Linked DNA regions of Homo sapiens: region 2 is linked to region 1. The links are chromatin loops, found by intact Hi-C in ENCODE. Cell type or tissue: dorsolateral prefrontal cortex. All regions are shown on one strand. Each heading gives the region's core, and the rest is flanking DNA. Links, peaks and the distances in the headings are about the cores only. Region 1 holds the start of LOC101928361 (a long non-coding RNA gene). Region 2 overlaps ARHGAP15 (Rho GTPase activating protein 15).

Evidence for each region. Hi-C counts contacts between places; a loop is a spot of excess contacts. Peaks named below come from ENCODE experiments on the same cell type or tissue, not always from the same donor. Only the 100,000 strongest peaks of a DNase experiment are listed, where the experiment ranks them.
Region 2: a loop joins it to region 1, with 2.1 times the contacts of the local background. A loop is called at or near these places in 4 of 110 quality-filtered maps.

The regions. Positions count from the first base shown.
Region 1 is chr2:143,575,012-143,591,613 of GRCh38, forward strand. The region is part of intron 11 of ARHGAP15 (Rho GTPase activating protein 15); the gene reads left to right. LOC101928361 (a long non-coding RNA gene) reads left to right here and starts at 9,584. Exons shown (of 2, transcript XR_007087253.1): 1 at 9,584-16,602. In dorsolateral prefrontal cortex, for the core only: CTCF peaks have their summits at 7,181 and 7,396; no DNase peak of the experiment used is centred there; H3K4me3 peaks cover 1,315 bases.
Region 2 is chr2:143,678,749-143,695,350 of GRCh38, forward strand. The region is part of intron 12 of ARHGAP15 (Rho GTPase activating protein 15); the gene reads left to right. The region is part of intron 4 of ARHGAP15-AS1 (ARHGAP15 antisense RNA 1); the gene reads right to left. Among named protein-coding and RNA genes, the nearest start is that of ARHGAP15-AS1, 89 kb to the right of the region's middle. In dorsolateral prefrontal cortex, for the core only: a CTCF peak has its summit at 8,025 (motif pointing right); no DNase peak of the experiment used is centred there; H3K4me3 peaks cover 947 bases.

The sequences.
Region 1 (16,602 bases), core at 3,163-11,162:
ATTGAGTTTCACATGTCTAGAGATTTTCCAATACATGCTAATATCCGATCACTAATACCAACTCGCAAATCACATAAATCTATTTCTTCATTCTGACATGTATATATATTTCTCTAGTGAAAATTCTTACCTTGCTGAGTTTCACTCTCCCTATATGTGTAAGTACTTGTGTGTTGTAAAAACTGTGCGCAGACACACATATGTGTACACTTTAAAGATTACTTTTACTACTTTTTCAAATTTCTCCATTGGAGGCATGGATTTTAAAACTGTTTATCTCTGGTGAAAATGTCTTTGGGACCAAGACCTTTATATGCCCCATTTCAACTAGACAGAGCTGAGACTGGTGCAATAATGAAACGTCCAGCTGTCCTTTAATTAACTAAAATGAGGAAAATGTAATGTTTTGATGAGAGAACCAGGATTCTGTGAGGGATAAGGGGAAGACTATATGTTTCTGCGCCTTCCTGCATATGACACAGCCATGGGGTGCAGGAAAGAGAGGAGGCATTTTTATGCCCCAGTAGGGGGAGCTTTCTTTTCCCTACTGTAAGGACAGCATGGTGCATGTGTTTAAATACACCATCCTAAAATGCAGACTTTTCATTTTCATTTTGCAAGTGGGAAATTTCACTATGTGATGGGCACATTACTCTTCTTAGCGACACATTTTGTGCAAACTCATTTGGGAAAGAATAGGAAATTTAAAATACTGCCTTCATATTTCTTCTGGAAATGTTAGCCTGAATCCATTATTTCCAAACCTGATGAGGATTACAGTTCATTTGTATTTCACAGCAACCCATATTGTATTCTGTTTTGTGAAGTAAATAAGAGATGATACCGTTCTAATAGTGCCTGTATTTTGCTTTCCATGTTAATAGTCTTATTCTGGGGGCAAAAGGGAAGGAAAAAGGCAGAGAGTGGAATACTCAATTTAGCCTTCTCTAGATGGAAGGAATGTGTTATTCTGACAAAGAAGTGCCCTGAATTATTTTATAAATAATCTAAACCGGAGGAGGTGGAACACAAACTCACTTAGGTCACTGAGTATATCCATATTCAAATGATATTATAAAAAGCACTGTTCATTAACACCCAAATCTCTATCTCTTATTTAACTACGTTTAAAATACTCATGGACTAACCTGATTTGACAGCAGTGTAGGTGGATGCTTATGTGCCACTGAAGGGAATTCTTTACAAAATAATTTCCCACCAGCATTTCACTGTGCCTGAGATGCCACAATTTGAAAATCAATTCATTGGCTGAGGCAGGAAAGACAAATAATTTCACCTCTTATACTAAATACAGTTGTTTCTTGGTGACTGACCAGATGGTTGTGTTAAGAAGGATACTGAAACATTGTCCTAAATAAGTGGGAAAGAGTTCTGTGATCCATCCATAATGGATCACATTAATAATGTATGGCACAGATATTATTTAAAAAGAAAAAACCAAGTGCCTGAATATGCACACCATGCACTTTATGTTTCCGGTTTAAGATATTGGATTAAGAAAAAATTGACTGTTATACAAATAACATCTGAGTCTTACACTCTATCGACGTAATCATGAACACAAATCTTTTAATCTGGTAGGACATCATATAACCTAGCATACCTTTAATGGAATACAGCAAAGAACAGGAAATATCAGAAGAATCAGAAGAAGGGAGGATTATATGATAAAGAAAAAAGAACTCTGGGAGTTGAGTTAGATTAAAAAGTCACATTTTACTTAACAATTTTACCACCTCTTTTTCACCCACTGACTAAATTTCTTTCTGATATAAAGTATGACTAAACTATTTTGGTTGACTCTAGTTCATAGATTGAGGTTATTTCTATTGGAATGAAAGGAAGTCCAAAGTAATCCTCCATTGAAGAAATGTCCCAGCCCAATTAATGATTTTAGCTGATGACCATATAGACTATCTTTCTGTCTACAAAGCTGTCATCAAACTATAGCTAAAACTAATCCTCCTAATTGCAAATCACTTGAAAATAAAAGCAAATCACTTGAAAGAGAGAACATCTACAATGGAATGTATAAGTAAAGTCTTCCCACTTTACCTTCACTTACTTTGGGCTCAGGTTGGTGAGATTTATTTTCATTAAGACAAATTCTTAGGCCCTGAAAAAATAGATGAAACCTACCATCTGCACCACATTTCAATATTTGACTTAAGTCATCTGTTGACTTTGAACACACTCGTGTACCATTCCTCATACGAGCTAAAATGTAATCCCCTTCACTGGGGACTGTAAAGAAATGTTGACTTTCGATTTCTTTACATATTTGATCTTTCAAGATATGAGAATGCTGCAGCTGGAAAACTCAGCACCATTAGGGAAACAAAGCAGAAAATAAAACATACAAGTGAATCAGTTAGGACTCTTCTGATTTTAAGGGACAAAAACCAAAGGATTTTTTTCCTTTATGTAACTGGAAAAATCAGGAAATGATGCAGCTTCAAGCATAACTAAATTCTGAAGCTTAAACAGAATCGTAAGGCCTAACCTCTCTCGGTCTCTCAGCTCTGCTCTCCTCCCCATTAGCTTCATACTCAGGCTTTGCATGGTTGTAAAATGACCACCAGCAGTTCTGGATCAACATGATCCCTGCTTCTAGTCCCTCAGGAAGCTCCTTTCCCAAAGCACCTGACTATTATTAACCAAAATTGTGTCATTAACTCATCCCTGAATCACTCACTGTGGCTAAGGAAATAGAATGGGCTGATTGGCTTAGAACAAGGTAACAAGCCCCCTACATGGAGGTAGAGGGAGATTCCCATCCAGAATTCAGGAACTGCAGTATAAGGAGGGGGATACTCCCCAGAGGAAACCTGGTGCACTATGTTCAGAAATAAGATGCTCTCTACAACGAGTAAGTGAATTTTTACAGTTAAGACAAAAAATGCCAGACTGTACAGATAGAAGAGATGTCAAATGTCACTCAGGCAATTCTCTTACTTGCAAGCAGTCTTTGAACGTGCTTAAAACTCTTTAGATAAATTAATTTTGCAGAGTTTTGGGAACTTTTTAAAAATATTCAGTAATTGCTTTGGGAGCTGATGTACATAAACCTCACAGCAATTGATTGGTTCAGGAAAGGGGTAATCATGTCCAAGTTACGTTGGTTTGCTAGCTCAGGTATAAGTGTGGACCCTCATATGTCCTGAGTATTTCATTTATACATAATCTTTGAAATGTTTTAGGAGCAAAAACCACATGCTTTCAAGGTCTTTTAGGCAACCAACATTGAAAAGAAAAAAAACTATCATTAAAGCTAAGCACATGTTGTCATTCAAGTACCAAGATATTTAATAGAAAATTACAACATGGAGTATGAAAGATGAGAGATTTAACTTTCAACAGGCAAAGGTAAATATTGAGAGGGCCAGAATAATGATGTGGAATTATGTAGATGAAAATCTTGCCAAGACCTGATAGCAAATACAATCCAGCAAAGGGCCAGGGAGAGTAATGTTGAAATCTTTGATGACTCTAGGCCATCTAGAAAGCGCCAATGGCGCTCTATACATTTTTAAAAAAGGTGGGGGGGTAGTTTTTTGGTTGATAATTTTGGTCATTTTTAGTGGTATCCCTGTGCAGAAGAAGATGCTTTTATTCAATAAGAGAAAACTGTTTACTGTTTTTGTTGTATCAGGGACACATGACAAAGCATTCAAATATGCAAATAATTGCAAACTGATGTATCCAGCAGTTTAAAAATTGAATAAATAATTTAGTTTTTACGCATGGGCAACTCTTGCTAAAAAAACTACAAATCAGAACTCTTCTGTTTGAATCTATTTTATTTTGTTAATAGATGAGCTAATATGATAGGCATTTAATTGTATAATATATTATTAGCCATTTTCTTTGGCATACCATTAACTTTAAATAGTATTAATATTTAACATTTCATAATATACACTACAAAGTTCTTATTTTTTCCAGCTGAACAGAAAATGTACATTGATAGTAAATCTCTTTAAAGTGGGTTTTAAGATGCTAAGTATGCAAAACCTGTTCCATTTATACTGTTTGATCAGAAATACTCAAAATGCCACAGCATAATAAGGCAAATGCTGTAAGATGACAATGATGCCAAAACTGTATTATGATTGTGTATTCAAATACAATGTATCGCATAATTAAGCATAATTATATAATTTGAATATTTAAGAGAGCATTTAAAATGTGATAGGAAGCATCTAAGTACATCGACTTCTCAGGATGGTTAAATCAGAGAGTGTAAAGTTGCGATTAGTATTTGTTACTGAATGGAAAACTAATTCAAACACAAGTTTGCAAGGAGAACACTTGTAGCTGGCTCAAAATCATAGGCCCTAACTTTGTCTCATTACATTTGAATCTGTTTAAATTTGAGTACCATGTTTTTCTGTCCTTGCAAAACGTCATTTAGTTAGTTGAGGTGGGGCTCAGAGTTTCTAGGATAGTTGTAGGATGCCTAGGATAAATGATGCTCTTTGTTCCATGGATATCAATTGTGCCCTTCATTCAGACCAGCATTCTCAGATAGGTGTGCCCACGACCGTGAGGGGAGCTCGTCCAAAAAGAATAAAGGGAGCAACTCAAATGCATCCCTGTTTCCAGGAAGACTGCCCAGAGGCTATGCCCCACTTAGTATAAATCAGCCAGATCTTTTTGTCGAGGGAAGAATAGTGCTGATCATGCAACTTCCTAAGTAGAAGATGAAGCTTGATTTCTTATTAATAAATATTTGGGGGGTATAATTTTAAGTGGGCAAGAATTAAGATTCTGAACTTTTCCAGCACTCCCTGCACAGAGCTTTTTTTCTCCATTACCAGCACTGAAACATTTGTTTTATTTTTTTATTTTTATTTTTATTTATTTATTTAAGTTTTAGGGTACATGTGCACATTGTGCAGGTTAAAAGAACTTTTCTTCAGCTCTCAGTGTTCTTTCTTAATAAAACAAATGTTTCTTCAAAACATTTGTTTTATTAAGAAAGAACACTGAGAGCTGAAGAAAAGTTCTTTTTATTTCTAATTCTCCCTAAATTTTCAATGATGTGAACATAAGCCCAACAGACCAGGCTTATGGCATACTCTAAAATTGCAGTAGAAACTCGAACAATTTTTTCTACTTCATTTTATGTAATGGTGACTTAATTAGGGGCTAAAGACAGGTGAAAGAAGTTGTCCCAACAACGAGTATTTAATATGTCAATTTTTTCAGAGATTTGTGCCATTGCAAGTAAATAGGAAATGAAAAGACAAAATTTAACTAAAGATTTCCTGTATCTGTTAGTACCAAAGCCAGATAAATTTCTCCAGAGGTCAACATATTCTCCAGAAGCTGACCACATCCAATTATTTCCAGCCCACGCCCAACACGAATCTTATGCTCCTGCAGACAAATATAATTATTACAGGCAGAGAATGGTATGTTTATTTCCACCTCGATGACTTGCCGGTGACAACAGATTCTGTATTCTGGATCTCTTCTTTTCCCGAAATTCTCTTGCTTAGCCCATTTTTCAAAACTCCACTGAGGTTCCAAGTTCCTGTGATGAATTCAGCTCATTTTCTTACTCATCCTTCTTTTAGATGTATTTTTAAATTTTAATATGCGTTTTATCACAATTATTTTAATACCTTAAAATATTTAATATTTTAATACTTTAAAATATCCTAGTTTTTTGTTTTCTGTATCATTACAAATATATTGGTACATAATTCTAATTAATATATGTAATTTTCCCTTTATACTAATTCATGCACTTGTGCCTTGTCTTCCCAACCAAAACCATCTAGATCCTCATGGATAGGATCATATTTGACTTTTATATTTTTACCCTCAAGCTGTGCAAGAAAGTGCCTATAAATAATGGATGTTTAATAATGATGGTCTTAATGATAACTAATATATACTGAGCACTTCCTATGGGCTAGGTACTGTATGTGCTAAGTTTTGAACAGTAGTATCTTGTGATCATCACAATAATCCCACTTAGCAGGTTCTATTTTCATTCTCATTTTAAGCTAAAGGAACTGAGGTAGAATGTGATCAGTAACTTGACTGCAGGCACAGAATTGGTAACCAGCTTCACACAGGTATGCTTGAACACCGTCCATGTTTTCAGGCATACTCGATGGACTAATTAGCTCCACAAAAAGCCAGAAGATGCAAGTGCCAAGTGACATTTGTCTCAATATGCCATAAAGGTTAGAGAAGCTGCATTTTTTTTATAGTTTCACTTTACAGAGAACTGGGCTCATTGTGGCAAACAAGCAACTTGCTGTGCCAGCTGGTACATGGCTATGTGTCATTGCCCACACTGCAGTCACATCTTGGAGTGCCCTTCCACCCCACAGCCCCATAGCCCCACAGCCCCACACCCACCTACAAATCTCTTATTCATCCTTCAAAATCAAGCTAATATGTTATCACCTCTCTGAAACTGTCCTTAAATTTCCCAGGGAGAGGCAACCTCTCCTTCTCTCCTCTGGTTTTCCTTCATTTTATCCATGCATTTGCCATAGCATTTAGTACTGTATAATCATTTACCTTCTCACTTCGAGAGCTTGAATTCCCTAATAGCAAGTAGGGAGGGCTTGTTACCTTTACCTCTACTGCCTGGCAAAGGGATTAGTACAACAATGTAAATAAATAGGTCTTAAATGAGTTACAGGAAAAAAATGTAGGTTATACTTGGAATTAGCTGTCTCAACTCCGGAAATGGCACATTCTGTCGCTATTCTCCGGCATCTCCCCCAACTTCACATTCCCAGAATCTTTGGAAGAGCAAAAACTCTCATCTTCAAAGACAATTGCTTAAAATTTTCCAAGGATTGGAGCTTCTCTTTCACAATCATTTCATTGGTGGGGAGGGTAAAGGGAGGAAGGAAGAGGTCAGTTTCTTTTCCTGAATGACATTATCTCTAAAGACTCTGGAAAGTGATAAGTGCCATTTAGCACTCTTTTATTTCAAGTGTCTATGATGTGAAGAGTGTTTGCTTCTGCAGGCTGAGCAGCCCCATTGGAGTCTAATATTAGACGTGATATAAGATGTGCACATCTTTCACATTATGAGGCTTTATGTTTCAAACCCCCATACCTTGCCTCTGTGTATTTGACAGCTGCTGTCCTGCAAGGCAATGGCCAGTAAGAGGCATGATTGCACTAAATTGGAAGCATGAGGCAAAAGGGTGTGTTTTTATTAGGGGGGCAGGGAAGAAATTTGAGGGTAGTAGGTTAGAAGAAATCATCCACAGATGCTGATCTCTGTCGGTTAGTGGATGTGATTTCTGAATTGTGGTAATTCCTGTTTCTGTGACAGTTCATCAAAAATCGAGGGCACTACTTTTGAAAATTACCCATGGTTTCATTTCCAAACTAGATGCAGACTCTGTGCTTTTGATTATTAGAATTATTCAACTCACTCTGTGGGGCAATGAGGAGGGGCATTGATAAATCCTACCCCAACTGATACTCTGTAAGAGATTCGTTACAGAAGCATGAGGTGGCAGAGCAAACTCCATCACTTTTTAACAAGTGTTATCTAAACACACAGTGGCAACCGATGAGTGAGCCAAAGTGACAATTTGGAAATTCATTTCTCTCCTTCAGAAAGTCTGTGTGGGTTGGGAACAGTAGAACTAAAAGATGTGGAGACAAACTTTTTTCTACTTTTATTAAGCATTTCTAGATGAATTGTGAAAGGCAACTCAGCAGATGTCTACTGGCATCTCTCTTTCCCCAAAGACTTCTTTTAAAGTCATATAAAACACTTCTCATACCAGCTTGCCAATGGGTGAGGAGGAGACAATACTTCAAAAACTTTTCATGGTTAACACCAGATTGATAGTTCCTTTAGCAAAGCTAAATCTTGAAAGCTGTTTTTCTTTCATTCTACCAAGAACTGGCTCAGGTTGAGTCCCAGCTTTTCTTCAGGGATATGGGAACACTCAGATGGGAACTGTGTAGATGGAAGAAGTGTGGAAAGGGAGAGATGAGTGTACATTGGCTACGTCTAGTGCAGGGAAATCATTTCTCCACTGGTCTCACGTACAGCTGGCCACCCTCCTGATCTTGCTAAAGGGGCATATAAGTGCCATTGTTAAGAGATGGGGCTTAAAATGTAAGAGGAGTTTCAAGAGAAGTGAGCTGCAGATCCACATAGGAACATGTCAGGAATTATTTAAGTGGCCGGTAATATGAGTATCATGCTACCAACACTGAACAGTTTATCACATAAATATAATTGTCTTCTTTGAGAAGAATAATAAAAGCTGACTCCATATGTTACATATTATTTAAAATTGTTCCTGCAAGATGTATTAGTCCCAGAGAAGAAGCAATTCTTCTACCAGAGGACAACAGCAGTTTTATTGTATAACATTGTCATTTGTTTAATTTGTTTGTTCCCAGTAGTAGTTTTACAGATTTTTACGAACTGTTACTTTTATAGAAAGTTGAGTTACTCATGATGGATATTGCTGGCATTCGTAAAGACAAAAATGGGGGGGGTGGAAGAGGTCAGAAAGGTAGATGGTGTGGATTTCCCTAATGAAATTTGCTTAAGCCAATGCTTCTGAATTCTTAGAGAAACCAAAAATTACTGTAGGGAGTTAGGTTCTGTTTGGGACATTTCTAAGATTTTTGTGTGAGTTTATTTAAACATGATCAAGTTAAACTCAGTCTGGAAGACCTCTTGTGAACTGACAAACAACTACTTTTATTCAGAAATAATTGTGAGTAAATGGGAGTTCTCCGAGGTTTTATGTTTTTGTATTTGAACCAATTACCAAAGAATACTAATTTTATAGTTCAATGTCTACTACCAATTTTTAGGCATTTTATTGGTTAAGAAAACCAGTTTCCTCTGTCATTTCTCACAATTTCAACTAAACTTTACTTTTTAGCTAAATTAAGTGAAACTTTTCTAGGTAAATTTGGAAATTTTGGAATTTTAAAATGGAAACATTTTAGTTTGCATTCTCCTTTGACTGATAGATTTAATATATACCGAATGAGAAAATGCCACCCAAGAGTAACCATTCATGTTTTTTGAACTGTTAAAATGCATTCTATTGCAGTTTCACAACACTGAAAGCAAGTGTCTAAAATTACCGAAATAAAGCTGTCCCAACAGGGTAGATGAAAAACTGGCCAGATAATCAGCAGTAAAGACCAATCTTCTTTGATATCAAGGTATCTAGACATTCACAATTTGTTCATTTGTAGCATTCTGGCAGACTTAAAACTCTAGACGAGAATAGCCATGCTATTGCAATATAATCTGGATAATTAGAGCATTTAGAAATCCGACAATAGGCCATGTGCGGTGGCTCATGCCTGTAATATCAGCACTTTGGGAGGCCAAGGTGGGTGGATCACTTGAGGTTAGGAGTTCGAGACCAGCCTGGCCAACATGGTGAAACCCTATCTCTACTAAAAATACAAAAATTAGCTGGGCGTGGTGGCAGGCACCTGTAATCCCAGCTACTAGGGAGGCTGAGACAAGAATTGCTTGAACCCCCAGGAGGCGGAGGTTGCAGTGATCCAAGATCATGCCACTGCACTCAAGTCTGGGCAACAGAACAAGACTCTGTCAAAAAACAACAACAACAACAACAACAATATAGAAATATAATACATATCTACAAAAGCCAATTGAAGTCAAACTGGAATTCTGCAAAGCAATCTTTATGAATGTGAGTAAGTTAGGTCATATTAGGTTGGTGCAAAAATAATTGCAGTTTGGCCATTATGTTTGCACCAACATAATACATCTTTTATTCTCAGTGCAAGATTTTTGATCTACATTTCTGAATAGCTTGGAAAATAAAGTATGGTCACATCAGAACCAGTGGCAGGTAAAATTTCTAATTATAAATTGGCTCAAATGATTTATATTTGACTTTGGAATGTCTTGCTAATATCTTCGTACATGTATTTTACTTTTTGCTGTTAAAACATTTTCTAAACATACTGATAAAGACTAGAGAGATGGATCAGAAACATACTGGGTGTTAAAAAATCATCCCGAGGTTTAAAATGTTCTTTCTAAATTTAGATAAACGCAAGATAAATCCCACAGGAAGTTCACAATTCCATAGATGTCTAAAACTAAAAGAATGCAGAGATTTTCTCAGCTCCATGCCGTTTCTTGTAATTGTATGTTGACTGAGTAGAGAGTTATAAAAACACCCCAGCCTGATTTTATGCAACTATATTGCTGTTTGTCAAAAGAATACTTAAAAACTTGTCAAAAGAATATTTACAAACTATATTTAAGAATATTTAAATAACTGCTATAAAATTTAAATAATACAAAAATATACAAAGAAAAATTACATCATCTAGTCATTTCATAAATAAACACATACATAAATATACACATAAATAAATATCTTAATATTTAGTGAACAACACCATTCTAGATGGCCCTATGTGTTGGTGTAGAGAGATTGATAGAGATGAATAGTCAGATAAAAATATGATTCTGCCACAGTGGTTATTCCTTAGCAAAAATGTTTTATGTTTAGTTCTACTTGAATTTTAAGAAGAAAAAGAAATTAAATGAACTTGAAAAATGACTGAACTTCAAATAAATGTTTATTTGACCCAAGAAATATTAGCTTCTGAAAGAAGTGTTTTTAATAAAAAGTGTTTTTATTTTAGACCAAATCTTTCTCATTGATGAGGAAATTAGTACAATTATTCTTCCTTCCAGATAGTCTTCCAAGTTATTTAGGATTTTATTATTGAAAATGTTATATTATTTACATTTATAAGTATATCCCCAATATTGTTTGGTCTTATTCTATGCTGCACAGGAAATATGTTCACCCCTTTGTTATTTTACCAAGTTTTCTCTGTAAGGGAAAGTGCCTTGCTGTAATTTTGTGTTTATTAGATTTAAGCATTCAGTTACTTTTCCAGAAAGAATCATGGTTAGGCTACTCTCTAGTTTCTGAATGTTTCACAGTGTCTGCAAATGGTCTTATACTGGAAGAGCATGTCACGGTATAAAATAATATATCTATATTTAAATTTCTCTAAATTTTGCACACTTTTTCATGTAGCACTCAGTGTTGCTGTGAAGTTCTCTGAGGTCATTCCTCCCACCACCACCCCCTTGGTTAGTATGATTTACCTGTGCTGCCTGGAACACCATATGGCTATATTTTTAATTCCTAAATTTTAATAGCTACACTAGGATTTGTTAGATTAATTGTTCTATGTCAAATTTTCCTGGGACTAAGTGTGTCACTTTAGTAAGGAAATTTAAGTCCTTCTGTATTTTCAAAACTTTTCTTCTATTACATCTTTAATTTTTTTTTCTGTGGCATTTGCTCTATTCTCTTCTTCAAGAGAACTAGTCCTATTTTTCTTGTGTACTGTAATCACTTTTATCAATATACTAAAACTATTCATAGACATATTTTATGTCTTTAATCTTTTTCTTTTCATTTTATATAATTTCTTCTAGTTTGTATACCATTCTGTGTTTTCAGTCATGCATATTTTATTTTGCTTCTACTTTGACATTTATAGGGATTTGTTAATTCCACTAATTTCCTGAGCTCTACCCACTGCTTTTCATCTTTTTGAATACTTATAGTTCTTTTTAAATACTCTTTCCATTGCATAATATGTAAATATTTTTTTTTTAACTATAGGTTAACTATTTGTCTGAATTCCACTGGTTTCTTGAATAATTCATCTTCTGATGTATAGCCCTTCTTCCTTTTTACTTGGGTCTAATTGATGATTTCATGCTGTTTCTGTAATTAGCTACTTTTTCTTGAAAAAGGCCATTTACTCAATTACTCTAATTCTTGATTAGGGCAATTTTACTCAATCTCAATCTCTCAATCTCTCAATCTCTCTCTCTCTCTTTCTCTCCTCCTCCATCCCTCTCCCTTTCCTCCCTCCAACACAGCTCTGTGTGTCAGAATCTAGAAATTTCTGTTTCCTCTTCCTCCTTCATGCAACTTCCTCTTTGGCACTGTTCCTATGTGATGATCCTGAGGAATGGACAATAAAATGATTTTGCCTTCAGTACCACCTCCCTTGACTTTCTGCAGCATGAAATTTCTAGGTCATTTCCTTACTCATAGGATACAGCCATTCCCATGTCCTGATACTCTAATCAGATTGTCAGATATTACTCTTGAAACTGTAACCCTTTAAAGGAAACCTCTTTCATCTGCCATTTTTGAAGTTTGTGTTGACTCTCAGATTCTTCCCTCATCTTGGTGCAGACTTCGATTTCTATTTTTACAGTATTTCACAGTACATATGACTGTGTATGGTTTGATGCTATGGCTATTTTTGTTTTACTAAAGATTGAAGGGTTGTATTGTTAGTGTGGTGGCTCTCTACTTTTCAGGGTTTGTTGTTTTGGGAATGTTTTGAAAGAAATTAGTTCTGATGCTTTTCACTAGAAATAATCTATGACCTGAGCTCTTGTGGACTCCTAAAGTTTGTGCCACTGTGTTTCGGTCTTACTTCAAACATTACTTTTAAAAAAAAGCCTCTTTCTATTGAATTATTTCAAACAAATCAAATATATTATGTTTCCTGAATACCCCTTGCTTTAGTTGGCTTTTCCCTTCCCATAATGAAGGATGAGGACCTTCCTTTCCTTTGTCTTCTGTCTTTCACAGTCGTTTCTGGAATACCAGCCCTTCTATCAGAACTGGATGGAGACCTGTGGACACCCCTAGTAAGCTGCAGATTTTTCACAGTGGTCATTTGACCTCCAGAGCAAGCCAATAATTTGTCACTTCATTAAACTGGTATTTATATTTATTAAGTTTTTTGAGATACAATCCCTAGTATTGAGTGATAGAAGAGCAGAAAAGAAGTCTACTGTTGTTAGCACCTCAACTAACTGAACCCATTAAATCAAAAGCCTTTCTCTTAACTGGACTCACCTTCCTTAGAAGACGATTTAACAATGTTTTCTTTCTGCTCAAGGATAATCATTTAGAATTTTAGCCCTCTTCCTTCTTTCCAAACAGCTTATCAAAGAAGGCTATGTAATTGTCCCCCTAACAGAAGTTCTAATAATATAAATTCCTCCCACTCATTAGATTTCAGTTATGTTTTACAATCCCTTTTGGACAGGAGCTCTGGGAAGCCAATGGCACCTGCTGTCTACCCCTCCATCTAACTTTCTTCCCTTTACTACATTCTGGAGAAGCCATCTCAGTTGCTCTAAGTACTTATGTATTTGCCTTTTCCTAATATTGGAGAAAATTTAAGCTTTCTATTTTTTTAATGGCATACTCCACTGCATCCCAATTTGCTTTTGTGAGTAGAAGAGACAGGTGTAAATTTTTCTTTTAATTTTTACTTTAAGTTCCAGGAGACATGTGCAGAACGTGAGGTTTGCTGCATAGGTATACATGTGCCATGGTGGTTTGCTGCATTTAATGACCTGTCCTCTAAGTTCCCTCCCCTTGCTCCCCACCCCTAACAAGCCCTGGTGGGTGTCGTTCCCTTCCCTGTGTCCATGTGTTCTCATTTCAACTCCCACTTACGAGTAAGAACATGCAGTGTTTGGTTTTCTCTTCCTGTGTTAGTTTGCTGAGGATGATGGCTTCCGGCTTCATCCATGTCCCTGCAAAGAACGTGATCTCATTCCTTTTTGCGGCTGCATAGTATCCCATGGAAATTTTTAGCTAGTTAAATTGACTTGTATACACTCTGGGCATGCCCACCAGGAATTCTCCCACAAATAAACATCCCCTGTACTGTGTTAAGCAATAAATGATTCTGGAACCTGTTCTTTTCTGCCCAGTTTAAACCCTCTGCTTTTTGGATTGGGCAAGTTTTCTATACTCTTTAATAAATTTGTTTTCATATTTGTTGTCAACCAGCTGACAGTTTCTCTGCCCTTTTTATAACCTACTTCCTGATTCAAGACATTGGGTCAAGACTTTTAAAAGGCCTTGACTTCCCTTTTGCTGATTCCTCTTCATTATTTCACCTATTAAACTAGGCATGAAAAAAACTCACCATTGGGCCCTCTTGCCTACCCACTACTCCCTCAGAAAACTTGCAGAGTTCAAGCATCACTTGCAATCAAATTATTCTCATACCTGCATTTCTAACCCTTAGTTTCCTCCTTTCAACATATCATTAGAAGTGTGATTTTCATTGCCTAAATATATACTTCCACTTAAGTAGTCACTGGTCACTGGAATGATAGAGAAATTTTATCTTTGCTCCAAGAGATCTACTTCTTCTCCATGTACTCTACTGCTTATAGAAATTGACTGCATTTCCTTTCCAAAGGTGACAAGTTTAAGTCATTTCTAATACCTGCTTTTTGTCTGTCTCAACCACAACTTTAATAGCATTTCTTGAACACAGGCATCACACTGTGGACTTTATTTATGTTATCTCATTTAGTAATCACAGAATACAAAGAAGTAGACATTATTATCTCAGTTGTTCTGGTAAGGAAACTGAGGCTTAGTGAGGTTAACTTACTCAAAGGCCCCATCTAGTTTGTGACAGAGCCAACATTCAAGTCTAGGGTTGATGGACTCTAAAGTCAATGTGCTCTTAGCCACTTTGCATATCATTGCCTTAAACCCATCCCTCTTTAGGTCTAGGGTAGGCTTCTTGAGTCTGCAGCTACTCTCTTTTCAACAAACATCAATCAAATGGCTATGATATCCCAGACCCAAGGTAACAATATAAAGATGGGTAGGATGAGGTTCCTGTTCAAAAGACTTTTGGAGCTAGGGAAAAACAGAAGCACTAAAGCTTGGAAGTAATTTTATCCATTAAACATAAAGTGAAACTGTTAAAAAATTAAAATTAAACTCATATAAATAGGTGAAATGTATTTTTTCAGGTATTTATTACTTTATGTGTGTAACTTAACAACTCAGCAAGACCGATTTTGGCAGAAAGGTGTGGCTTATATGATTCTAGAATATAGAATACAGTATGAAACAGGATACTTGACTTGCACAGAAAAATATCAGTGAAGATAGTAAGGATTAAAACTCATTTTGTATTTGCTCCATGAAGCAGTCACTGCTTTCTAGTGCCCTTGATTCACCTGAATGTCCATACCCCAGCTGTTTAGCTCATTTCCATGTGCATGCCCCATTTCTCCTTCTTGAGAGAAAACACCATCTTTTAAATATTTTCTTAATTTTTCACAATCTGTTTTCCAGAGTGGATGGCAATGCTAACAGGCAAAATTTCTGTTTCTCTTTAATTTCCAATTAAAAAGTAGCTCAGAAACACTTAGCATACACTTTTGCTCTGTTTTCTTCATAGTATTACAGCACAAAGCTACCTTGTTTAGTTGTCCTGTCTGTCTCTCTCCATGAGCAGAAGGATCTTGCAGTCTCACTCACCACTATATCCTCAAAGACTGACGCCATGATAGGAGTTTAATAACTGCTGTGTGAGTATAGGGATAAATGAAAAGATTTGGGACAACAGCCACTTTAGCCCTCACTCCTGTCCTCCAGGTCACTCCTCTCTTGACCACTGCATAAAGGACATCAGGCCTCAGCTGCCTGGCCCCTTCTTTTCCTCACCCCCAACCATCCATTCCTCCTGGGTATCTTTATGGAATCTAAGTGCTGATTAGAAATCCTTCCAGAATCGCCTTCTATAATGTTTCTGTTTTATTATCTTTATTTTTCTAGTAGACTACAAGATACTTGAAGGCAGGGTGTGTCTTTTATTTTGTCACTAACAGCATCTAGTATATTACTTGGGCCTTCACTAGATGTTGTTCCAGTGGATATTTGTTATTGAATGTTTTTTATTAATTGGCAAAAAATTAAGTTTGGATGTGTGCCATGTATAGCTGCACATTTTTTATCAAGTGGTGAGTATTCTTGTTGCCGCTGCTTCAAAGACTTAGTAATTAATACATGTATCTTTGCTCTCTCTCTCTCTCTTGATTCAGTACCTATTGCAGATGATAGCCTCATTTGAGAAACACAGATTTTCTTTTTATCATTTATTTCCTACCCAGGAGTTATTTCTTCATAAAAAATTAGTCATCCAATCCAGGTCCTAGTGAGAACTACATGAGTTTGGGATATCATGTGCATATAGGAGCTAAAAATATATATATTGTAAATTTCCAAAAGTATACATTTGGTGCTTAACTCACTATTCACAGTTACTTTATTATTTTTCCTACTAATCCTTTCCAACTAACTTCTATCCAGAGGATCCACTTCCCCAATCGATGTGATTTTGCTTTCTATTTTTCAGTAAAATTTTCAAAACATATGCATTAAATATAATATTAGATTGTGACAGTCAGACCATTCATTTCATTTCTAGGCACAAAACAACATTTGCTTAAAAATGTGGATCCTGGAATCACAGTGGTTTGGGGTAAATTCATGCCATGCTGTGCAAAAGTGGCACAGCCTTGAATTGGTTAAAATACTTCAGGGCTCTGCTTCCTCAACTATAAAATAAGACTAATAATACTTCCTAATTTATAAAGTTTTAATATGAAACCCAAGTGAAATAGATGACTATTATTATTGTTATTATTATGCAAGTGTTTCTGGGATAAGTTGGTTTTTTTTGTTTGTT
Region 2 (16,602 bases), core at 3,595-11,594, 100 kb after region 1:
ATTGGAAAGAGATTGTCAAGTTTCCCAAACTTCATTGATCCATATGCTAACTTCACTGATTGTATTTTCAGTAGTATCGATGTTAATTATTTTTCCTAAAAGCAAATGACTTTTATACTTAAATATATTTAGCTTTATCCTAAGCAATAATATCTATGAAAGCATACATTTTTTAGTGTTACTTATGGTTTTTTAAATATGCATTAAACTAAATAACCATTAAATTTGTCTCTTATGCCACCAATAACATATATGTATTCTACTTTAAGAAACACTGCTTTGCTGTAGTAAGTAGGAAAGTCTGATCCAATATCTTTGCTAGTTGATTAGAAAAGTCAATCATAAATGCTATCAGAATAGGTCAACCTATATGCACCAGTATCCACAAAGGCTAAAAAAAAAAAATATGCTGCACTCAACCAGAATCTTCAAAAATCCTGGGATTCGGCTCTTAAGTGGGTTTGTGCATTACCTGGAAAACAATTTGCAAAACAGATTTTTAAAGTTCAGAGTAAATTGGAGAAAGGGCTACATTACATTTGAACCTTAATAAATACTTAATAACCCATAAGACAAATAGCCATGAATTACTAGAATGATTTCAAGCACAGTGCTTCTGCAGAGTCAACCTGCTCTTATTTTTGCTCATTATAAAACAGGAGTTATAATATTGCAAAGTTTATTAGCTCTGTTGATTTGTGTGTTTTATAAAACAAGACATTTGAATAATATAGAACCAGAGCCATTAGGAAAATCTATTTCCTTTTTCTTCTCTATCTAGTCTCCTCTGCCCAAGATAGCTTGAAAATGTCTTTCTCGTAGAAACAGAAAAGCATGAAGATTCCTCCAACTCTGTCCTTTTTTATAGATGTTGTTTATTTCTTGAATGAGGGGGTGCGTGTGTGCGTGTGTGTGTGTGTGTGTGTGTGTGTGTGTATGTGTGTGTGTGCAAGCTTAGGTCCTCAGGTGGAACCGTGGTTCCTGTGCTTTCGTCCTCGAAGCTGTTTTTCTGGAAGGGAATGGAGGCAGCTGTGTTTACAGCTCAAGTCTTGGCATACATTTACCAGAATCTATTATTCATATCATTCAGTATCAGGGAGAGATCTCAGGCCACCTGTCTATCTGACAAATTCACCCTTTTGTGAGCTTTCTGTTCATAGCAAATTATGTTCACATTGATGAATTGAGTTTTTATGAGCATTGCTAACTAACATTCTCACAGAAGGCCAGGGGCAAGAGCCTGCAAGTGTTTCTGGTCCATAAGTAAATGATTAAAAAAAAAAAAAAAAAAAAAAAAAAAAAAGGAAAAAAATGGTAGTGTTTAAAGACAATTTGCCATGGAGGAATAGTTAAATCATTTGGCAATGCCTTAATATTTATAATTCCAAGACTTTCCATAAATTATTGCAAATACTCAGCTTATAACAAACAAAAACATGGAAAAAATCCACACAATATTTTTCTCTGTAGCACAGAATATTATTGAAAAATTGTTCTGCATTTTGACAGGTAACCATTGACCAGGGCAAAACATGGGGTAGTTGAAGAATGCCCAGCATTAATAAATCTAGCAATTTTATACAATAATGTGGAAAACTTGCAGCAATTGTAGCTTAAATTCCAGCTTGGTATTTCCATAGATACAAAATGGATTTCCTTTTAATCTCTAGTAACCCTATACTGGTTATGGAGCTAAGCCATGTGGCTTGAGTTAAATAAATGAGAGCAATCTTTCACAAAAGGCTAACAGAAATCCTTCTAAATGGTGGGTGGGGAGATACCCAGTGTTCATGACAGAAATAAAAATTTTCTTTGGTTTACATGTAGAATTGGTTCTTCTCTTGGGCCTCCATGGCCCTTGCATTTACCCTGACTCTTAGTCTGCATTTCATTTAAAACAGCTGAAAAAGAGAAGGTGGTTTCACCAGAGAGACACGTTCTAGTTTTCCTGTACCCACATTTCAAAGCGCTAATTCCAAATCTCCTTAAAATGATAAGCCTGCATAGGTGGCAGAGCCACTAGTCAGTATATATTTACATAAAAAGCAACAAAACAGAAATTTTACAGGGCAGTGAGTAATATTATCAATAAAAATCCATGACTTCTCAGTTCACTCAAGAACTGTGATCCTATCCTCCCAAAAGACAGATTACTACCTTTGATAAGGGACAATCCTATTCTCTGAAATCTTAGTGAAAGTCAGTAGAAAATTCTAAATCTCTTCATAGTAGCCTGCCAAAATGTGTCAGACACATCACCTTTCAGTGCAAAGACACCATAGCACAAAGAACACTTGGCATTATCCCTTGAAAATGCACACCTTTCGAAGGAGCAAATGGGAAGTGTAGTCTGTTAAACACCATATGTGATGGAGCTGCACCAGTCTCATTTCCCCTTCCAAACGCTACAAGCTGCTACCTCATTGTGGTGTGTGTGACTCTAGGGGGAAATCAGTGACAGCTGAGTGTCTACCTGGTCCCAATGTCAGTTGGCTTGTTGACCACTTAAGTATGCAGTTCAATGTGATACTATGCTTTAGTGACCTCTGAGAAATAGAATCCCTGGGCCTTTATGTTAATTTAGTAGCGTATGTGAAACTTTTGCAAACTTTCCAGTAGCTGCCCTTGCCTTCAGATTTGTGGGTAAAATGAGGAGACTGGATTTGCAGTCCTTAAAGTATGGAAAGATGCAGACGGGCAAATTTCTTTGAAAATTTGTCTTGACATTTCCTTCCAGTCCTAAAACTACTATGGATAAATGCTTCTGTTTTATTAAAAATAAATTTGTGGAGAGTCATGGCCATAAAAGTCTTCATCACAGGTTTGATCGGAATTTTCTGTGGTAAGCATAGCGACCATTCATCCAGATTCTCTATAAATAGTTCAGTTTCCATATAGTTCTTCCTTTTATCCAACCGTATGTTCCTATTTTTGTTCAGACAATATGGTCAATGAGGCTTTAAGGCAACAGGACCAATTTACCTGCAAGAATTTTTCACTCTAAGATTACAGAAATTAACACAGGAGATAGAAATCGAGGTGTTTTGTCTCTAAGCAAGCAATTTGAGATAAAGAATGCATTCTTTGGTGCCAGAGGCATGGCAAGCAGCACTCTGCAGCTTGGTGCCCTATTCATAGTGTCAAGCAGCTACAGGACCACCATTTTGCTCCTTGAAACTGCTACAGCATTTTAAGTAATGCTAGAAGGCTAAAAGTTGACTGCAGCTAGTAGAGCATTGTTCTTTTTTTAACCCATGTGATAGGTATCTTCAGCAGTGTCAAACAAATTTGTAGAGCTGGTGATTAGTTGCCCAAAGAGCATAATGTATGCATTATTAATTAAAGAAGGTAAGTTTGGCTAATTGTCATTTCTATACAGTAGCAGTGCACTAAGATACATTTTAACAATCTATAAATAATTGATAATTTTTTTTCTTTCATCTTCCTTCCTAGTTTGCATAAAACTAATGACTTGGTAAATGTTACTCTCTTCAAAATATTCCACCGCTTCTATGAAAATTAAACTAACGCTGTAACCTTAGCAAATAAGGAGATTTTTTTTTTTCCTTTTATTGCAGGTTAAAAAAAGATAGGAATTATAACACTTAAAACAAAAATGTGATTCTGTGGAAAGCCAAATGAGAATCATAAATAATATAAAATCAGCAATGAATGTGACTTTAAGAAATAGAATTGACTTTAAAAATGTGAAAATGCAAAAACATGATTACATATATACATATATACACATATGTATGTGTGTGCATGTGTATACACACACATGCACAGATATATATATATGTACACGCACACACACATTCCAGCAGCCCCAAAGTCTTGCTTGTTCAGCTTTCAAAAGCCTAAAACTACAACCAAAAGCTTTGCTCCAGGATATCTTCCAAGTCTGGTGCTGGTGTTTCAGTACTTACCAATAGCTACATGAATAATCCTTCAATCTCATTAGCAGAGGACACAAAATTTTTCTCAGCTGAAGTATTTGAGTTTACTTCCTATATACTTTGCTAATTTGATCATAGCACCTAGATGGATCCTTATGAGAAGAGATTTACTGCAGCAAACCTACCCACTTCTCCTTTTTCGCAGGAGTTCTCTGTTATTCTTACGAATCCACAATCTGCCAGTCTGGTGTAATAGCACAAGAGCTTGCTTACTCTCTAATTTTCAGTGCAACTGAATACATTCCCGGAGTTATTGATGGCACTGTAATTTTACGTTTATTTTGTTTGGAATACATTGTGGTTAAAAAAAGATTTCTTTAAGAAGACCCACAAACTAAAGTATTGCCTAAGTGACATATTGTTATTTAAGCCTTCGTCGAGTCTTACATATGCTTCATTATGATAAAAAACAGGTTGTAAGGACTGATTCTGTGACCTTTTTTTCTCATTTTAACCCTACTGATATGTCACCCATGGCAACCTTAAACTGATTTTAATAGAGTCGATCCTATTATTCATTTAAATTGAGGTGCAAGAGCACTTAGACCAGGGAAATTTGCATTCAGCAAATGGGGATTTGATGAGCAAAAATGATAAGATATATGTTGTATAACATGGCCTATTTTGCTAGCAAATAAACAGCTCTTGAAATTGATAAACTTCAGAATATTTTATCCTCAAATGTTTATACATAAATGATTAAAATGCATTAGCAATTCTGCTTTTGAAAAAAAAACATATTGGGAAAACAACACAGTTGTGTTGCTTAAATTTGTAATTAACAAATTTATTACTAATTCTGTTCAGTTCTTTAATATGCTGCATTCCTGAAGAAGAACATTAATACACAATGGCAGAAAGAAGCTAATTTTAAGACTTTGGAGAAATGAATGTCTTTTAATGCTGTGTGTTTCTCTTATCTACATGCCACATTATTGTAATAAGTACATTCAGGAATAATTTCTTTTCAAATATTTTTACAAATCTTGCTCTTATTTGCATGCAAGTAAGTTGTCAGCTTAAATCTTTGAAATGCAAAATATATCTCATTTCTATATTTCATCAAGGAGCCTTTCATGTTTAATAAATTACAACTTAGATCCTCCAAGACTTTGTTTTTCATTAACTAAAAGCAAAAGGATACATTTAAAATCTTAATCACAACCTGCAAGGGTATTTGCATGTTGCTGATATTTGTCTTGATGGGACTTTTAATATTTGCAAACTAATCAGGATAGCAAGGTTATACCAATAATTTCTGAAGACAAAAAACTTTCTGCATTATTTTATTATATTGAAGAAGAAAACTTAAAAAAAAATTCCAGTGTCTTAGCCTCAATAATCTGTACACTTTTTTGCACACATTTATCTCCTAAAGATTTTAATTGGACAAATGGCCACATCTCAGAAGCACTATTGAAAAATGTGTACAAGAATGTCACATCTGGGTTCAGTCTAGTCTTTTATTAGTGCTTGATCAGCATGTATTGGACAGAATCGTTAACACAAAACAAGCAAGGTAAATCATCCACTACACACTACCACCCTGATAACCACCTTGTGCCACTGAATAAAAATGTGGATCCAGGAGAAATCAAAGGACATCCTTCACTCATTTGATTTGATTCCAGTTTAGACAGGGGGTTAAGGGTGTTTCTGCTTTTTTGGGGTTTTAGTGGTTCTTTTTAGTTTAACCAAATACCCTAGCTGATCTTGCAGAAAGTCTTCTGGACTCTGAAATAGGATGGATCATCTCATCTCAGCAAAAACAAAAAAAAAAATCTTGACAGCATAATATCCTTATTGGGGGGTCCCATGGGCCACAGCAATACAATGTCACAGAAGAGGCAAACTTCTGCTGAACTTGCTGCCCAGAGACCTTCAGTTAATCTTTCTCTCTAGAATGGAAGATCAAAAAACCCCGAGCAGCTTAAAAAATATGCAGCTAATGTCATGTAGTTAAACTGATGTAGCATGCATGTTGTTTTGCAAGCTAACCGGTTAAATATGGCTTTGCTTTAAGATTCCCATCAAATTTCGTTTTTATAGAGAAATCTCTGAAAGCAGTAGGGGTTGAGGGAAGGTGAGGTAAAAAGAAATAAATCATTGTAGTCTCAGGAACAGTAATCCTTGTTGAGGATTTTGGCTGATTGATATAAATAACATCGTCCCCGCCATCTGTCCGAAGAGAGACCTTTCCAGTCAGTGTTAAGCTGCAACGGCAGAATAATTAATGAATGGTGTCCTTTGTGCTGGTAATAAAGACAAGACAAATTATGTTATAATCCAACTGCTGCTCATTTGTCACAGCCAAATAAAATGTCAAATAAAAGTGAGGGGGGCACTGTGTTTGTTTAATGGACTGCAAGCTACCTGTTTCTGTTGTTGACAGACAACTAGAATGTAAGTTTTGAATGTTGCAGGAAAGCAAACCTCCACACCGAAGTCGCATTTGCTCGGGAGAGGGGGGTGGGCTTGTAGGGTGACCATGGGGGAGGCCTAACACATCAACATTGAAGTAAGTTTTAATTAGAGAGCTATAATACCACCGGCTCCTCTGAGTAAGTTGGTTGTGATTACAGTGCAGAAGCACTGCCTGGAAAGTCCAAGTTCAAAACACAGTCGAGCTATTTGCAAATCTGTAAGAATTTGGTAGGGCTCTCATCTTGCATTTTCAGGATAGACACATTCATCCAGTTGCTAGGAAAGCCAAATAATGAAAACATAGCTGGGATTTAGCAAGTTCCATTGGGAATTACCTATGATAGAGGGCAGGGCTGCACTTCCTCAGAACATGCTCCTGCTGTAAAAATTCACAAACCTGGCATTCATACAGGCATCTGTCGCTTGCTCTAATGCCAGTTCATAGTATACATACAAACATCTGCTTCCGTGCACAAAGGGATACAGAGCGCTTGACAGGTCTGTGTTAGCAGGGTTCGCAATGCCAGTTCTTTATGCAAAAACCCTAATGCTTCCCGTCAAGCCATTAGAAGTGATACAATCAGCCCAGGCCCCATTAAGCCATCAGTGTCCACCTGTGATAAAGATGGCCATTTGTTTTCTTAAAGCCCACTTAATGTCTGCTTAACTCAATTTGTCAGGAAATGTAGAACAATTTCCTCACAGCCTGAAATTTGGTAGTGGTTCAAAGTCAAAAGGCCAGGTCTAGTCCTATTCAAATGATATAATAAACAGTCTTCAAATCGAAATCTCTCTTGAGAAGCTGATGTTTACTTTAAAAAAAAAATTATGTTAGCTGGAAAAGAATAACATTTGTGTCCAGTATTATTATTTTTTATTTCTAAAGTCCTGGAATATGTCTACCAGTGAAAAGGTCCATTGCTTGATTGTATGAGAAAATAATTTTATTCTCTTTACAAATTCAGCCAGAAATTGGATGTAGAAAAATGAAAGAGGGCCTGGCGCGGTAGCTCACGCCTGTAATCCCAGCATTTTGGGAGGCCGAGGCAGGCAGATCACGAGGTCAGGAGTTTGAGACCAGCCTGACCAACATGGTGAAACCCCTCTCTACTAAAAATACAAAAATTAGCTGGGTGGAGGCTATTCAGGAGGCTGAGGTGGAGAATCGCTTGAACCCTGGAGGTGGAGGTTGCAGGGAACCAAGATTGCACCACTGCACTCCACCCTGGGTGACAGAGCGAGACTCTGTCTCAAAAAAAAAAAAAAAAAAAAAAAAAAAAAAAAAGCCCTTGCAAAGCACTACTCTCAATATAGCAATCACTCCCAACCCCTAAGGAATCCCACTGTAATATGCACACATTTACTTTTTAGTCTAATTCTATTTAAAATATTTCCCACCTTGCTTACATTTGTTGGAGATTAGTATTGTCTTTTTATATCCCTTAAAAGTGAAAATTAAATGACTGTTTTTGAACATATTTTATTGTGAAAATGGTATAAATGCCATATAGAGGCTTACTTTGCCCCCATCTCAAATCACTTTTAATCACAGGGCCAATTTCCTGTGCTTAAATGTGTCTGGTCAGAAAGGAATCCGAAGACACTTCTAAGATTAACCAACAGGGGGCTCTCTTAAATATTCCAGATACACTGACGTCCTACTGTTTCAAATTAGTGGTCCATACAAATCTAACACCAATTTTGACTTAAAACTGAGCCAAAAACCTTAATTCTTGTTTGTCCAACAACTTCTGCATTCAAAATATTTAACTTCTGGTTCCTTGTGTTCCCGTGGACTAGAACTGGGAGCTATCAATGTTAATTCTAAAGAATATTTTCTCAGCTCATTTTGCACATAAGGTACACTGAAGAATTGAGTCAACTGTCTGGACTAGTTGATCGACAGATATTAAATGGGCATCTAATACTTGTAGAACAATTGAGGCAAAATTAAAGTTTAGGGATATGAATCAGCTGGGTAACTATCTTATTTCTCTACTTTTCTCTGCAAGTAGAGAAAACTTTAACGGACCTATTTTTCTTAAAGAAAAGAGGGATTGATATGGCTTAAAGGCTCAGGTATGAGAAAAAATGTGTGTTTCAATACAAATATTTTGAAATGAACAGCTGACTATTTTCTTACTTAGAAATGTTACTGTGACTTCTCATCCATGAACTAGTGTTATGTGTATAGGTTTTATTTTCCACTCTTTGGAGGCTCAGTCCAATAAGCAATACAATTCCCTAAGAAAGGATTTGATTGAGGAAGAGCCAGAAATTAGAATATGAAACTAGAATATATTTACATACATGGCACTGCAGGGTCCTTAGTCCTCCTTCAGACTGCAAATATATAGTCTAAAGGCATTTTATATCTTCTGTACTCTCTCTGCAAGTGCCCCTACGCCCAATAACTTCACCCAGGAGAAGATAGTGGCAAACTCAGACTTTGCTTTCTTGATTCTAGAATATATTCACTAAATAAAAGGTTAACTGCAACAGAAATACCTAGAGGAAAGTCTAGCACACAATTTTCCCTGAAGTGATTTGATCTGTGCAAATAGTTTATCTTTCTTTTGGCATAGACCAAACTAAACGTTATCATTTTACCAACACAGAGAATTACTTTTATTATCAAAATAACACAAACTCATTATTGAAAATGTGGAAAATAAATTTTAAAAATGAAAAAAGAATCCATACTCCTATTATTTAAGCATAACTTATCAGTTAATATTTTGGTATATTCCTACCAGTCTTTTTAATTAACTGCTTAGCAAAATTATATGGTATCTAAACAATTGTACAAAATTATTTTTAAATTGCTTCTTTTTACAGATTAAAAAATAATAAATATTTATTGAAGTTAACTTGAAATTTACAGAAAAGTGAAAAGAAAAATTACTCTAACAATAACCATGTTTTGGGGCTATTTCCTTTGACATGTTCATTCTGCATTTGTTTTATCCTAGCCTGCTTAATTTTAAAACATGTGTAACATAGGAAAATTCATATGTAATACCTAATTGCTTGATTTTCTAGTTTTTATCACTTTAATAGCCCTCCACTCAGTTTTTTCAATACCATTATTATAGATACAAAGCAGGTTTACCAAGTATTCCTACGAAGAGAAGTAAACATTATGCCACTCTCTGCAGCTTTGATATTTTTGAAAGGAATAAAAAACTTGTTTAGTATCTCTCCAGAGCAATGTTCCAATGTTGTTTTCTAGCAAACTCCAGAATGAACAGCACCAGTCATTGTTTTAAATAATCATCAAATGCCCCCAGAGCTTTCACCTGAACCATCAAGGGTGGACCACAAGAAAGGCATTTCCTGTCACCAAGAGCTAAGTGGAAGCCAGAGAGAAGTAATCCAAGGAGGCCTTTGGAGTTTTAGATCCAAATTAAGTAAAGAAGATGCTTAGTTTTGTTTACAGTGTCTCTATTCTTGAGTTGTAAATTTTGATTCATCACTTAGTAGAATTACATAAGCCTTCACGTAAACTTTTCAAGAAAGCTGTCCTATTATAAATCTTTGCATACATGAGAATGTCTTTGTTATTTTAACATGCAAAAGACAATTTTGAGTATGCACACAATTTGAGGGCCACAATTTCTTTCCTATAAATTCAAAAGATACTGCCTTGTTTTCTTTTAGGATTTAGTGAGAAAAGTGTTAGGAAAGACTAAATGTTTATTTTTTTAGTCTTCTTTTTCTCTGAATATTTGTAGAATGATGCTCTATCCTTGCCATTTGAAAGTTTTGCCAGAATATATCAAGATAGTATACCACCTCGATAATATTTTCTTAGAACCTCACTGTCATTTTCAATATTGAGGTAGTTTTTTAACTCACAGGAGTTTTCTTAATTTTGTGCTTGACTTGCATATTTTTCAAATGTTCTGGTTTCTTCCTCAAGTATACTTATAAGCTGTAGATAATCTCTTCATTCTTTGACTTCCAACATGTCTTCTTTCTCATCATTTTTTATGTCTCCATATTCTGGGAAAACTTCTCTGGTTTGTCATCCGTATCACAAACCTAATTTTTCTGGAGTAACAATTTGAACTTCAGTGCAAAATTTAATTTTGTTTTGCATTTTTAGTTTTCACACTGTCCTTCCTCAAATCATCTATATAATTGTCATCTTATTCTAGTGATCTTTTCATCTTCCCTGTCCTCTCCTATGGCTTGCTGATCCTTCTCATTCCACTCCCTGTGTCAAATTTTATTAGAGATACTAAGTAGCTTCTTAATTGTCTAGCAGTTACTGTAAGAGTTCTAAGCTTTTTATGAGCATTGTTCTCTGAGTTCTTTCATAGGTCAAACGTTGTTGGAAATTTTGTTATGTTTACTCATCTCAAAATGTAGAAATGTATGCAACATTCTATGCACACTGATTTTTACCCTCTGCTTCAGCTCCAGCCTTAGCATTTTGTCTTGAAGCTATACTCAAATGGCAAATTTATAATCACAGCTCTTACATTAATTCTTATCTAGCATACTTGTTCTCTTAAGGCACTAGTATCCTGACATCGAATTTTCTCCCACCCTAATTCCTTGACTCTGTGGCACTCTAAAAGATAAAGTGCATAAAGCATTAGAATTCCAAGAATTTCTTCCTAAAGAATTTTGCCAGTCTCCACCCTTTCTTCCCTTTATGTTTTACATATGGGACTACACAATTCCTATGGGGATATGTGCCATTATCAGGACTTTCCTTCTGCCTTCTACCTACAATATCCTCAGTTATACTTCATGGAAATTGCTATCTTTAAATGATCCCAGTATGAAGAGAAGTCTTGATGTGTAGCTTAGAAAGGAAGGCGACTGGTGAGAAGGGGCAGAAGGGAAGCATTCACACTACTTCTAAACAGCATTAACTGTGTAGGAAAAAGCTGCCCAGTTTTTTGGTTGGCATAGGCCTGGAGGCTTTGATTCTAAAAATCAGACACTTGAAGAAATATAAGGATGCTTCTATCTGCTTTCAGGAAGGCAGACTCTCTGGTTCAGTACTTCAATAGCTCATGCACCACTGGCACTTTCCAATTAAGACCAACATGTCTTCGAGTAAGTTATTCTTAAATTTTTGTCACTATGTTACTCTCAGTCCCTGTTTAAATTATTATAAGAATTCTATTATGTTTTCTTTGCTTTGAAGCAAATTTAGTGACAAGTTTCAAGAGGTGGTTAGGTGTTGCCAACCAGATGCCATTTAAAACCAAAAGTCATGATTTGCATCAGCTCTTTGCAGAGGGCATCACACTGAAAGTTTGCAATCAAATTCTTCCTTGGGGTGTGACCTCTGCCTATGGCTACTTCTTTACAGTTGCTGTTGCGTCTTTACCTGGAAATGATAACGGGCCCCAGAGGGGAATGTTTATTTTTAGTCCTGCCATTTACAAGGGCCTTTGAGCTTCTAAGAAGATGCTTAGAGTTACAAAATGTAAATCAATCATTTCATTGTAATGATAGATTTCAGAGTATTATTTTTTCCATTTGGGGAAATTTTTTTTCACTATCTAAACCACACCTTGGTTCTTTATAAAAAGAATTTTGGATTTTACATCATAGAAAAAAAAGTTTCTCTTGGCTTGACTTGCTGGTAAGGAGGTGTGCGAATGGTCTCAAGTTATACATTTGCAGAGAAAATACCATCCAGATGCTCAAGTCAGCCTTTTTTTTGGCAGACAGCTAAAAACCATACCAAAACTGAGTCTCAAGTCTTTAACAAAAGAATTCCAAAAGCTCTTACCTTTGGAACGGACATTAATTAAAAGAAGCAGTCATATCCCCCGTGATCAGAGTTTAACTGCTATTAATCAGAGTTCATCACACAATTAACACTTTGAACTGATTAGCAAATGAAATTATAGCAAGAAATGTTGAGGTTAGGACAGCGGACGGACGTACTCTCTTGCCCAACTCACAGTCCCTCATCTTTTAAAAGAAGGGAAAAAAAATGAAGCACTCTGGTCATAACGAATTGTGCAGATTTTGTTTTCAGTGAGGTGTTTGCCATTACATATTGCACATAATGTATGGCACTGTTAGGAGGAAAAAATTGGAGTCAAAGTGGCTGGAAAGTTAGGTCTGCTCTGTAGCACTGTGAGATTGTTGACATCTGCCGAGGTTGGAGCGCTCAGTAAGCAGGAAATGGGGTGTCACTCTGAGTGGTAGTTTACCATTATCCTGGCATCCTAATGAAGTGTCTGCAGTGCACAGAGCTTCTGGATGGCATCTTAACGCACGGCTAAGCAAAAGCACTTCTCTCCCTGTCACTGTCATCCATCTGCCTGCACCCTACTGTAGCCAATGGGATGGAACCATGCTACAATGTGCTATAAGCCATTTAGAGTTGCACATTGCATAATCAGTCCCATCAAATATGTAAAAAATGGCTATTATTGGTTATTCTCCTCAAACTGGCACCTGGAGTTTGATACATGAAAGTTCAACTTTTTCAAGTACTGTTTCTGCTATTAATTCCACTCCCCCCAACACATTATCTAAATGGGAATGAGTTGCATCTTCATTGTCTTAAGGCTTATTAATGGATTGAAAGTGTTGTATGAATATTCATTAATAATTTCACTGTACATCACACTTGGAGAATTCATCAATTTACAATATAATGGAATGGTCATTTTCTTTGTGATAACCATTTTTAAGAAAAGGACAACTCCCATTGCAGATTGGCTGTTTTCATCTTAGTTGGCAGGGAGAGTTTGAGGTCGTTCAATAGGTTTTCTTTTTAAAGACATAGAGCACTTCACCAAGTACATTTGAATTTTAAGCTATTATTGCCAATGCCAGATGATGGAATTTGGTGTTTTAATATTACCTCCGATGAAATTAAAATGCAGTGCAAAAGAGGATATCTGTTGTTAGGTGACAGAAGTAGAGCAGGGTGTGTGTGTAATCCTCCCGAAACTTCTGGATAGGTTTTGCAAGCAAGGCTGCAAAGCAGCTAGACTCTCATGGTAAGAATTGAAGTAGTAAGATGGTCACAAAGTTGAGGAGGAGCTTTCTGTAATAGGCAGGGGCAACAATAATCTGCTAAATTGGGGCAGGGGGGCAGGGAGGGTAGGGTTAGATAAATAAAAGGGCATAACATAATTTGGTTGCATCAGGAATTTTTTCACAGACATTAAAACTATGGTAAACATAACAGCGGGGAAGCTTGCACTGCCGCACAGTGGGAAGCTTAAAGCGTCTGCCTGCACTGTGCCTGGCTCAACTACAGCTAGAAGTCTCCGACTTTCATTAGCACTCAACAATTCACCCAGTTCCCCAGAAAAGGAGGAAACCCAAGGCAGCAAAGCCCCTCGCTAATTATTGTAAATGCTCCCAGGTTACAGTATTTGGGTGACAATAATGGCAAGAGGGTGTGAAACTAGAACCAAAGAGTCATTCTGAAATGAAAAAGAATGAAGGAGTTGTTTGTTGCTTGTTATTTTTATTTGTTTTAAACCAGTGTAGCCCTTCGTTTGATGGGTAAAGCAGTATGTTGGAATATTAGGCCACCATTTTACAATGAAATTTTAGAAGACTGCACCAAATTGTGTGCAACTTCTTTTGAGCAACGGAAGTACAGGTTAATTTCACAAATGACCTCCTCCCCTTGGCCTCCAAATTTATGTGAGTATATTTCACAAGTCTCTGCAACAGAAACTGTTTCCTTTGAAGGAAATTTGTAATAATACAAAAAATTACATGGAACCAAATGTTGCAAGGTAGGCAGACTAACACACATCACTGCAAGATACTGCACCTCAGGTTAAAGTTGATATTTTTTTCCCCTTCAAGAATGGAGTCATTTGAGAAAAATATTGGACTTCTTCAAAGGAAGAGGGGTCTACTTTGGATGCCTGTAAGCATTTAAAGTGATAGTTTTTTTTTAATGGAATGATAGGTGTTTATTCTTGCTAAATCCAGACTCGGGAATCTGGTTTCTTCATTCATATCCCCCCAGCTGCTGTCAGCAATGCAGCACACCAGCGTTCCTTCATGTGCGAATATTTCTCCAGCACTCATTTGCAAGAGAGTCGAAGCAATATTAAACACCACATCTAAACCTCTTTTAAACACACAAAGCAATGGGAAAACACATCAGAACTAGACCATTGAGAAAATCCTCCTTTCAAATTTACTGTTTGCTTCACATGCTAGTATAAAATATCCCACAAAGTCCCGTTTGTGATCCATTTGAAACAATCTTGATTTGCTTAAATTGTCACATTCTTCTTGCACATTTCTTTCTAAATGCAAAAATGGCAAAGAATTCTACTCCCTCTTCATTATAAAAGTACAGAATTTCTGGCTTGTTTATTCCTAATGGAACACTTGAGAAAGAAGAAAATATATAAATATCTTTTTCAGAAGATTAGTTGTCTCAATCTTTTTAAAAGGGAGGATTTGTTCATTTTTTCTCCATGGTAAACAACTTGGGCTTTGCACTGTAATTTTCCATTGTCAAATTAATGCATTTCATTTTACTGACTTGAACTCATGGTTTTAAAACATCAGACCTTTTAATATCTTTATTTCTTCCATACTACGTATTAATGTATGTCATTAGGACGTTGATAGTTAGGGATAGAATCCAAGCATCTTATAAAAGAAATTTGTTGGAGGAATCTTCTACTCCATTATAACTTACTAACAGTCTGAAAGAACTCACTAGCAAAATAAAACTGGTTTACTTCTTATAAGAACATATTTCCAAGCTAAGGATTTCAGGCTTGGAATGAGCTGTTTTGAGTATTTCAAATCAAGCATAAGAAATTTTGTCTGATCTACTGGTAAATATTCTATTGACAAGGTCAAGAACAGAGAAAGTCTGGACACCATGTCAGAAGAGAGAATAATTATTTTTTTTAAGTAGACAGTCTTTCAACTTCAATTTCTAAAGTACTGCGCAGGCTTTATACAGAATGTGCAGGAAAGTTTCTTAACTATAATGAAAGAATGTTCATATTTACATCTGCCATATATGTGGTACTTCAAAAATTAAAGGCGTGAATTTAAAAATGGCTAATATTTTCAAGAAACTATAAAAAGAAAGGGGTGGGGGAGAAGAATACAAGCTGTGGCAAAAATCTAGGCTCAGCAGCTTTCTGGGGGAAATGGTGAAATGTGACTATGTGATTTATAATGAGAAAAGGTATCTACAACATACAATTTTCTACCTAGCTGCAAATAATAATTCATAGTGATGTCCCTTCCAGATAAAAGACCTTTGCTATGTAGGACCCATGTGGTAAAATGATCATGATAAATGTCAGACCAGTGCAGGTAACGGCTTTACAAACCATTAAGATTAGCTGGCAGTTTTTTTTCCGATGATAACAGTAACCATGCTGTGACTCTATGTGGTAATAATATCTCAGTCCTGATAAATGCCAGAGCCAGGCAGAGGTGTTTATCACTCCCAGTTCAGAAATGCTGACTAAAGTTGCCACATGTTGCCTGTTTTTCTTCTTTTACAATAGTCTCACAATTTAAAAAGCTGAATCATAAAATTATTTTATAACCTATTTTTAAAGGATTTTGATGTTTGTTTAATTAATAACTCTCTCTGCTCTCAGCGTCACTATGTGACCATGTCAGATGAACTAGCTGGACAGTTTACTATACTAACCATTATCTCCTCTTCAGAGGTCTTTTGTTCAAAATGAATGGTTAAGGATAAAGTTTAATATGCCTTCTTCAAAAACAATATTTTTAACCCAAAGACAGGAAAAGTGTTTCTTAATTCACATTTTTCTTAATTGTGATATAGATCCTAGTTGTTTTCAAGTGAGTTTTCTAATCCCTTATAAATTTAATTGGTCTACCAATGGAAAGACACACATTGAAAACCTCAAACCTTGAAAAGTATTTGTAGGATTTCCACCCTTATGAAAATGTACAAAGATAATGCTTAATGTAAATAGCTAGTTGAGTATTTGAATTACTGGCTTATGATGAAAAAGATTTCAAATGACTCAAAATAGTAAAGACTTTTTTTAATTAAAAAAAAGGTTGTAAAACCAGATATAAATGAATAAATATAGTTTCAAGAAAATCTTCACAGGAAAATTGAATTAGAGAAATTCAGAGAAATAAACCCATGAGCTTTATTTTCTCAGCACAGACTATCGCCTAAGGATGAATTAGTATCTTTGTAGGTTACAGAAATGTACTTGGCCACCATGACACCTCCAAAATTACT